Linked DNA regions of Homo sapiens: region 1 is linked to region 2. A link is a contact called in ENCODE Hi-C or POLR2A ChIA-PET data. All regions are on one chromosome and are shown on one strand. Each heading gives the region's core, a stretch centred on a gene start or an enhancer-like site at or near the end of the contact. The rest is flanking DNA. Distances are from core to core; before and after follow the strand shown. Region 1 overlaps BLNK (B cell linker). Region 2 holds the start of ZNF518A (zinc finger protein 518A).

Region 1 (3,248 bases), core at 1-2,500, 110 kb after region 2:
CTTGTGCCTAGGAGTTCAAAACCAGCCTGGGTAACATAGTGAGACTCCATCTCTACAAAAAAATAAACAAAATGAGCCAGCCATGGTGGCATGCACCTGTGGTCCCAGCTACTTGAGGGGCTAAGGTGGGAGGATCACTTGGGCCCCAGAGGTCAAAGCTGCAGTGAGCCATGATCACGCCCCTGTACTCCAGCTTGGGCGACAGAGCGAGACACTGTCTTTAAAAAGGAAAAAAAGCCGAACAAGTGAACAGTGAGTGTCTCAGGATTGGAGATTATGAGACTTAGCATATTTAGTATTCAACTTGTTTTAAGCACTCTCAAAACTTTACTAAAGTAAAGGTGCTTTAGTACCTTTATGCACATATGAAATGTGCTAGTCACAATCCTTCTTCATTCAATAAAAGAAGAAAATTGAAATTACATTTTAGAAAACTATTCCAAGTTTTGTAAGTTCTGATACCTCCCTTTCCACTACTTGAAATGAGTAAGGTTTATAGTCAATTATTTTTAATAATTATTACCCATTTTAACTAAGAATTATTTGCTTAATGAAATTTAAAATATACATAAATAAAACTTATATCCAGTAGCCTTTATTTACTAAAATATCATATCCTTCTATAGAAGCAGTATAACTGCTATTATATACAAACTTTCATGTTTTGAAAAAAAAAGCATAGAAATTTGTGTTTGATTAAAAAATGCACACAAAAACAATTTACAAACCAAAATTGTAATTTGCAAAAATAACAATATGTATATTTACATAGAAATTCTGGTTTTCTTTTTCTCATAGGCTCTCAATATCTATTATTTCATTCAATTCTCCTCACAAGCCAGCAGGGTGGGCTGGGAAGATACTATCATTAGTCCCATGATGAGGTATAGAGACAGAGATCATCCAAGGTGTTGCAAGGAAGAAAAACAAAAACAAAACTGGGTCTGGTGCCCAGGTTGGTTCAAGGAATAGTAAAATTTCCAAAAGCACAAACCACCTGTTATCCATTATTACTATCATTTCATAAAAGAAAAGGAAGGGTATTTTACTACCCCCAAATAATCTCAGAATAAAGGAAAAACTCACTAAAGGACTGTTGGCCACTCAACACTAGGAATAAAAGGCGTAGTTGAACTTTGCTCTGTAGCTGGCTGCTGTGCACAACCCCCAACACTTCATGCTCCTTATTTTCTCATGCGGCCATAGACCAGTGAAAACTCTGTCACAGTCTTGTGTTAGGGAACCAGCGTGTTCAAGCGTGCTTCCTCCGTTCAGGGTAGCACCTGTGGCCTGGCTTCAAGTAAAAGTGTAACTGCAAGTCACTTTGAGCTAAAGGGCCCCTGACGTCACCCGGGGTAATGACTATGGTGGCCATAATTTCCAGGCTGAGAAGAAACATGGTTTGTCATGTAAAAGTGCTTTGGTCATCCAATGGGCAGAATGTATGAAACAGAGGCTGTTATAAAAAACTTGAGCTCCACAGCTGCTGTAAATATGACTGGCTATGGAATAGAGAGACATTTTATGCAGAGGCTTCATGTTATTGAGAACTGGTGTATTGTAAAACTGGCAACTGGGGGCCATGGAATAGAGAAACATTTTATGCAGAGGCTTCATGTTATTGAGAACTGGTGAACTGTAAAACTGGCAATTAGAATTGCTAGTGATTGTAACAAGGACTGTCTCATAAAGAATGAGATTCTATCTGTAGCAGAAATAATAAGCAAAAATCATCACACACCTCTCCCACTCATCAGACAGAACATGAAGCCAAATTCTCCTCCTCTGTAAGATGACCACCACCTCACAAGCAGAAGGCCATTTATGTTTGATGATGATCACTTATGCATAGAGACTCATTTACATTTCATAGTCTGGAAATACCACCAAAAGTGATTTCTTATTTTTAATTTTAGCATAGATTAAAACGAATAAGGATGCTCTTTTGAATGCATAGAGAAATGAACTTCTATAAACTATTTTTTGGTCCAAAATTTGGGGAGAAAAATTTGGTAATAGCAATTAAAACTTTAAGGGCACAACTTCTTCCATTTGGAAATTTCATTTTAGGAATTTAGCCTACTGGTATATTCAAGGTCTGCAATGAACATTTATTAAAGTATTATTCATGACATTTAAATTGGAAGAAACAACCAGAGAATTTTGATTGCTATTATCAAATTGCTATCCAAAAATGTTGTACCGGTTTAAATTCAAATCCCCCCTTAAAGATGGCCACCAATATATAGCTAGTTAATTGAATTATAATATATTTAAGGTAGACTATTAAATCATCTGTTCAGAAAAGAATATGGTTAATTTTTACTTACTAACAAATAAAGATGTCCATGAAATAGCTTAAGTAAAACCAACAAAGCAAGTTGGTAGAATGGCGCATGCACTATGATACCATTTATGACGAAAATGTATGTGTATAGTATGTACAATGTCAGTGTATGTATGTATGTGTTTAAGCACACACATACATACATATATACATACTTATACACACATACATACATATATATACACACATTGAACTTACCATGACAATGTCCCTTTCTGGGGAGTGGGTTAAGATGGAGATATAAGGAAATGGGAGATTTTGACATCATACAATTCTGGCCTCTTTGATTTTTTTTCCCTGGTGAATCTGTATTAGTTTTATTTAAAAAATTTAAAGACTTAACAGAATACCATTTCCCATTTTCTCTTGAAAGAGACTTACCTACTAAGGTATATAAGACCTACTAAGGTACGTCTACCTTAGATTTTGAGTGGCAAATGCAGATATGTACAATTTTTATTCTCTTTAAAAAAAAAAGCTTAAGAGTTTTTGATGTACAAGGAGTTTTGAGATGCTAGGCTTTCCCTCTCCAAGTGCCAATTGAAAAGTTCATTTTCAGGTAATAATTCGAAAAGCAGAAATCAAAATATGGAAAACTGGCTGAGCGCAGTGGCTCTTGTCTGTAATCCCAGCACTTTGGGAGGCTGAGGCGGGCGGATCACCTGAGGTCAGGAGTTCAAGACCAGCCTGACCAACATGAAGAAACCCTGTCTCTACTAAAAATACAAAATTAGCCAGGTATGCTGGCACGTGCCTGTAATCCCAGCTATTCGCTGGGCCGAGGCAGGAGAATCGCTTGAACCCAGGAGGCAGAGGTTGCGGTGAGCTGATATTGTGCCATTGCACTCCAGCCTGGGCAACAAGAGCGAAACTCCATCTCAAAAAAACAAAAAAACAAAAT
Region 2 (6,011 bases), core at 1,819-4,318:
GGATCATAAAATCTTTCAAATATTCAAGAAAATTCCATTGAACTGATGGCCCTCCATGAGGAATCATGTCTTATTTATTGCTAGCAGTTTCTGGCACATAATAGGTATTCAAGAAAATGTCTGCTGAATAAATATTAAACAACAAAATTGAAAAGAACATTGAGAAGAATAATACTTAAAGATCAACTAACACTTGTATGATAGATTGCCACAAGTAATTAAGCCGTATCTTTGACCAGGATGTGTAACCACTTTATGCTGTATCACCCAGGCTCTTCATATCTCTTTTTTTTTTTTTTTTTCCCAATTCTGATTGCACTTGATTATATTGTTGGGGGTAGAGAACCTGGGCTTGAGTTCATAGATCAGCAAAAAGAAGAGAGACATTTTTAGAGACTCTTACTATCCAAATTAATATCATTTAATCTTTTATTATCATAGTGCTTATGATGTACCAACTTATCTGTGTCTTAAAAGTATGTTTACATTGTTGTAAGAACAAATATAAGTTTGATTTAAGTATGATTTACAGGTGAGAATCCTTAGAGAGAAATGAATTTCCATTTATATATTATTTTTAGGAGAAAATTTCACTGTCTTAAAGTGAGCTGCTTTATGACACAGAGTCCATGAATCGTACGCATATTTTTTTTAATCCTTCCACCTCAGCCTCCTGAATCGCTGGGATTATAGGCACAAGCCACTGCACCTGGCATCAGTTGTATATTGAAAAGCAGAAAGAGGTTTGCAATCAAGATGGAAACTTCATTACTATCACCACCATCATCACTTTTATCATTTCCATTACACTCTTGGTGCAATGGCGTTGAGTACTCTCTTCAGTCTATCAAACAATATATAACGTGTTAGTTATATGTTGCACAGCTCTGAGAAGCTCAGAGGTTAAATGCTGTCAGCTAGTAAGCAGTAGTAAGGTCTTCAGAGGGATCAACTATTTAAAGCATTAATCTAGATGTCCTATCCCCATAACTATCCTTCTCAAGTAAAAAAGTATTCCAGAATCCTTTCCTAAGCTATGATTTAGCCTTCTCCCCTTTGTATCTTTTTCTCCCTTTTAATCATCTTCCCTTCCTTCTTGATTCACTCTCCTCTCTCCTCTCCTCCCTCACCACCCCACTTCCACTTTTTTTTTTCTTGCTAACCAATATGTTCAAAACCTGAAAGGAGATCAAGAGAAACCTTTCAGGTTTTGAACATAGAGGTTAGCAAGAAAAAAAAGGTGATATGAATGGTGGAAGAGGTGATATGAATGGTGGAAGAGAAAGGGGAAGAGATAAGGTAAGTCTGACTAATATTTTAATTTATTTTAACTTTCTCCAATTCTTCTATAACATAAATGCAGGTTTGCAAGGTTTTGTAGGTGAATGTATATGTAGAAGTAAAAATAAAGTTATAATGTGAATACTGTGGGGGGGGATGCAATATCTTAATCGAAAAAACAAAAACTACATCAAAACACAGAACAAAAAACTCTGTCCATTTTTCCAAACTAACATCGTTTTTTGTTATTAAAAGAAAAATCTCGTTCTCTCTCTTTCTGCTGTGATGTGTGTGCATGTCTGGCTTGCACAGAAATGAGGACCTGAAGAGAGATGGGTGATGTACGATGCGGAATAAAATCCACTTTGTAAACATGTTCTTCATTCCATAATGGCATCCCCTTTGGTATTTACAGAAGATTTCTCCTTGTGTGTTTTACACAAGCATAAATATGACTAATGTGAATTTCCGCTCATTCGCCTTTTCTAGGTGGAATTGTGTAGCCCAGTAAACACAATAATAAAGAAGGCTTCCTAAAGACAAAGTGAGGATTTCTCAGTGTGCTTTTTATTAAAGGATGGAGAAAATCTTGCATTTGGCTACAGGCTGACATTTTCAAAAGCCTGCCCTAAGACAATGAAAAATATGTATCATACACATATTTTAAAAAATTTTTAAAAATTATAAATGTCATACATGCTACTTAAGAAAACACGGAACATTAAAAAATGAAAAATCTGATCATAGTTTCACTTTCAATTTATTGGTATATCCTTCTGCGCCAAGGTTTTTTGTTGTTGCTTAAACGTTTGCCGCCACTTATTCCCTCCCCACATTTTAAAAGGAAGATAATTTATGTAGAATTATGTAGAAAGTGAGGTATCAATTAGTAGGTTGGATTTATAAAGAACAGAAGAGGAGCCACACTGGCCTTTGGGGTAAAGCCAACCATATTAACTGTCCAGCCCTGTTGTCAGGTAGAGGAAGTATTCGTTTGAGGGAGATGTGAGCCTCCCTCATTGTGAAGATAGTTTTTGATCAATTATTCAATATATACAGGTTTGGAGTTCAGTATGTCTTCTAGAACTACTGGCGGCAGCTTCTTTCGTTGACGTGGGCTACAATGGTTGCTAAAACCTGCGTGCCAGAAGCCAGAGGTGGGGAGGCGCCATTTGCTAAACCGGAACTGGTTAAAATCTCAGGGTGGAGACCATTCCCAGTCAGCAAGGGCTTGGGAAGTGCATACAGTTCCTGCTCCTGGTGTCTACTCTGAAGAGCACAGAGTAGACGTTTGTCTGCCATTTCACCGGCAGTAAGATCAGCAGCTGCTGGTGAGCAAAGAGGTAGTAGTGGGTCACTGGACTGGTGGGCGCCGGGGCCGCGCGCTAGATGGAGAGGTCAGCGGCGAACCCAGCTCCATGGCCTAGTCTCGTCAGACCGAGCGCGGACCCTGCCGGCCTCCGTTCTCTTCCGCTTGTCTCAGGTAAAGCGCAGATCCCTCCGCCGCAGCGTGCGCTCCCGGTAGCGCTGCGATCAGCTTTTCGGCAATACCCGGATGGAAGTGTAATGGCCGCCATCAGGGACTCGCAGGCAATGGGTACTACGACAGGTATTCCCCGTCAGCGGGACTGCCCAGACCTTTTAGGATGTCAGAACTTCTAGAGGGCCACCCAGCAGGCAAACGGCGAGTTTGTGGACCGTCAGGGTCCCCCAAACAGGTCCAGGGATCCGCCTCTTGTGAGAGGAAGCGCGAGTTAAATAGTCCCGGCCATTCAGCGCTTCCGCTTAACTTGCCGCAAAGTTTTTCTGGAGAAGTCGGGGTTTTTTTGCCGAGCGCTTTTGCCGACTGCTAGAGCTTACCCTTACTTTCTTAACCTGGGGTTGTTTTACTTCCGGGCTTTTTGAACTCTACACTCTCCTACATTCTAGGAGCTGGGTGGGAGTAGGAGACGGTGTGCCTCCGCGCTCCCCGCGGGGCAGCCGAACCCCGGAGGAAGGGGCGGATCGGGCGCGGTGTTTGGGGCGAAGCTGGGCGCGCGGCGCTCGAAGCACTCACTCGGCGGGTTTCGTGGTTGGTGGAGACAGCAAGGGCGCCCCGCAGACCGCACCCCTCGAGCTATAGGTTCGCAGGCCCGACTCGACGGCGTCCCTATTGCTGGCCCAGCGTATGGTCATTGGGGGCCATTTCTTGCAGAGATGCCCTGCTCCCTGACGCGCTCGCTCTTCTCCAGAGTTGGCCAAAGGTGCTCTTCCCCGCAGACCCTAACCACACCCAGTGGCAGTTGGATTTCTTTGTAACTGGCTTTCTCACATGTAGGGTTCATTTTGACTCTATTCGTTACATGGTGTCCTCTTTGTCAAGTAGACAGTCTCTTCCTAGGTGGCTGTGGTAATTGAAAAGTACATAGAGCGAAATGTATATAAGGAAAAATGTTTTAACTCTTAAGTGGACCGATCAAACAGATGTAGCTTTAAAGTTCAGAATACAACAGTTAAGACTCAGTTTTCTTTTTAGGTTTAAATTTGAGAGCAAGTAGTGTATGTGAGCTGTTTTAGTGCAAACATTGTTGAGTATGTTGTCAAACGTCTAAAAAACCCTAGAAAAATAAAATAAGTCAATGTTCAAGGAATTCATAAGAATGTTGGAATTTGTACAGTTGTCGCAGTGATAAAACATGAAGACACCAAACTGTCAGGATAGGAATTCTATTAACTTGAAAGTGTGCATGTTAGATCTAGTTACTGGTAATTGTTGAATTGCTTTTTCTGCAGCAAGGGGTCTGATTTGAGTGTACTCTAAGGTTGATATCCTCAGGTTTAATTTAAAACATTTAAATTGATTCAGTGAAATTTCCTAACATTTTTTGAGTTTAACTGCAAATTTATAGAAATGCATTCACTATCTTTCAGCAAAATTGTCTTTTCTGAAATTTATAAAGAGACATTGCGTTCTGTTAACACTTTGAGGGTGTTGGGATTTCCTGGGGAAGGTAAGCATAGTAAACGATGTTGATTTTTGCCATAGAAACTGTAAATTAGATCATCCCTAGATACAGAAAATTGCCAACAAAAGGGGAGAATAAAATGTAGGTATGTTACACAACCAAATGTTTCCTGTTTGTTGCGTGAAAATAAGTATAATTACCAAATAAAACGTTTTATATCTGGTTTTATGGAAGGACAAAAGACAGTAACCACAATGAACACCCACTGTGTGCATTGATAATGTATGAACTTTTAAATGCTTCAATTTTTTGCCATGGTCACACTTCGGATTCTGTTCTAGTCTCTCTGGTAATAGTATGCTGTAATCCCAGAAGTTTCTATATTTTGAAATATTACAGAGGGACTATACTTTAGCCTAGATCTATAATTTGACTTCAGGATATGCTTTAAATGCCCTTTAAGTGTATTTTTGTTGTTTACTTTTCTGTTTATAGTTGTTTAGAATTGTTCTCATTGAGGCATTGTGACATTGCATACTTTAGAGCACTTAATACTACTTTTTTTTTTTTTCTTTAAATGATAGGAGACTTGAATCTTGCCCACATTCCTTCAGGTATGCTACTGAAGGTTTTGTGGCAAAGTGCTATTAGCAGAACAAAAAGGTTTTAACACCGTCTTGAAATTTTTATTTATTATCTGGTCCCAGGTGTGTAGGCTGTGAGTATTTCAGTTCTATATGGGGTATTGGCTTCTCATGGTGAGCAGTTTTCATGGCATATTAGATACCAGAAATGAGTATTAAGGGTTAGTATTGTGGTGGTAGGATAACTGAATTGGAACCGGATCCAGATATTATTTCTAGTTTTGTGACTTTGGGCAAGGCTCATTTTCTTTTTCTTGTAATAAATGAAGATACTGAGTTAGATTGATTCTAAGCTTTAGGTTGTGACTTTTGCAAATTTGTGACATGTTATCACTGGTCATCAATGATGTATGCTTAAGTGTATAGAAGTTTTTTCTTAGTTTTTTTTTTTTTTTTTTACATTTCTTTATACACCTAAGTTGAATGTGAAGTGTAATTGAACAGTTTTTGTCGTCAAAAGTTTTAAAATCTTGGTCTTCATTTCCAGATATCATCTCTTCTTTTGATCACTGTTCCTGATTGTGACATTGTGCAAGTGTTAAATTGTGTGCCTTTTGTTCCTGAAGAAAGAGGTATGGTAAAGATTGAAATACTGGAGTATATAGTCTATTAAGTAGTAAGTTGGTATGTTTTAATATTGGACTAAATAAAGTAAAATATAGGTTAAGTATCCCAAATCCAAAAATCCAGAATGCAAAATTTTTTGAGTGCTGACATGATGGTCAAAGGAAATGCTCTTTGGAACATTTTGGATTTTGAATTTTTGGATTTGAGATGCTCAACTGGTATAATGCAAATACTCTAAAATCCTAAAAAAGAAAAAGAAAAAAAGAATGAAACCCTTCTGTTCCCAAGCATTTCAAATAAGAGACACTCAACCTGTAGTTTTACATATACATGAGTTTTCATAAGTTATATAAGTTATAGTTTTATTTTATTTTTTGGCTAAAATAAAATACTTAAACATGAGTTTTCATTTTAATCTAAGCAAAAAAAGTAATTTTTGGTTTCATAGTTTATTACTTAACATTTTATTAGAAATCCAAATATAACTTTAACTATCATCCTTCTGAATAGAAAAGTGGCATTAAAGTCTTCTGGGTAATGAACAGTGGAGATAAAGGTGGTAGATAGATGTTTC

What was found. Hi-C counts contacts between places; a loop is a spot of excess contacts on that map. ChIA-PET counts read pairs that join two places held with the same protein, here RNA polymerase II (POLR2A). Pooled maps may share reads with other maps.
Region 1: a loop to region 2 is called in a map with no recorded cell type, with 3 times the contacts of the local background. The contact joins the enhancer-like site here to the promoter of ZNF518A in region 2. A Hi-C loop is called at or near these places in 1 of 37 single-sample maps with no recorded cell type and 2 of 50 pooled maps. POLR2A ChIA-PET finds 5 or more read pairs at or near these places in 3 of 52 experiments (H1, HepG2 and activated T-cell).

Annotation. Positions count from the first base shown.
Region 1 is chr10:96,243,326-96,246,573 of GRCh38, forward strand. The region is part of intron 2 of BLNK (B cell linker); the gene reads right to left. Among named protein-coding and RNA genes, the nearest start is that of BLNK, 27 kb to the right of the region's middle. Within about 2 kb of position 1,251, at least 6 of the 41 ENCODE cell types and tissues checked have a DNase peak (open chromatin) inside an H3K27ac peak, as active enhancers do.
Region 2 is chr10:96,127,229-96,133,239 of GRCh38, forward strand. ZNF518A (zinc finger protein 518A) reads left to right here and starts at 3,069. Exons shown (of 6, transcript NM_001330736.2): 1 at 3,069-3,524; 2 at 5,358-5,442. It overlaps LOC124902486 (a long non-coding RNA gene), which reads right to left. Exons shown (of 2, transcript XR_007062254.1): 2 at 1,827-6,011. RefSeq lists enhancers at 2,025-2,929, 2,482-3,121, 2,930-3,833.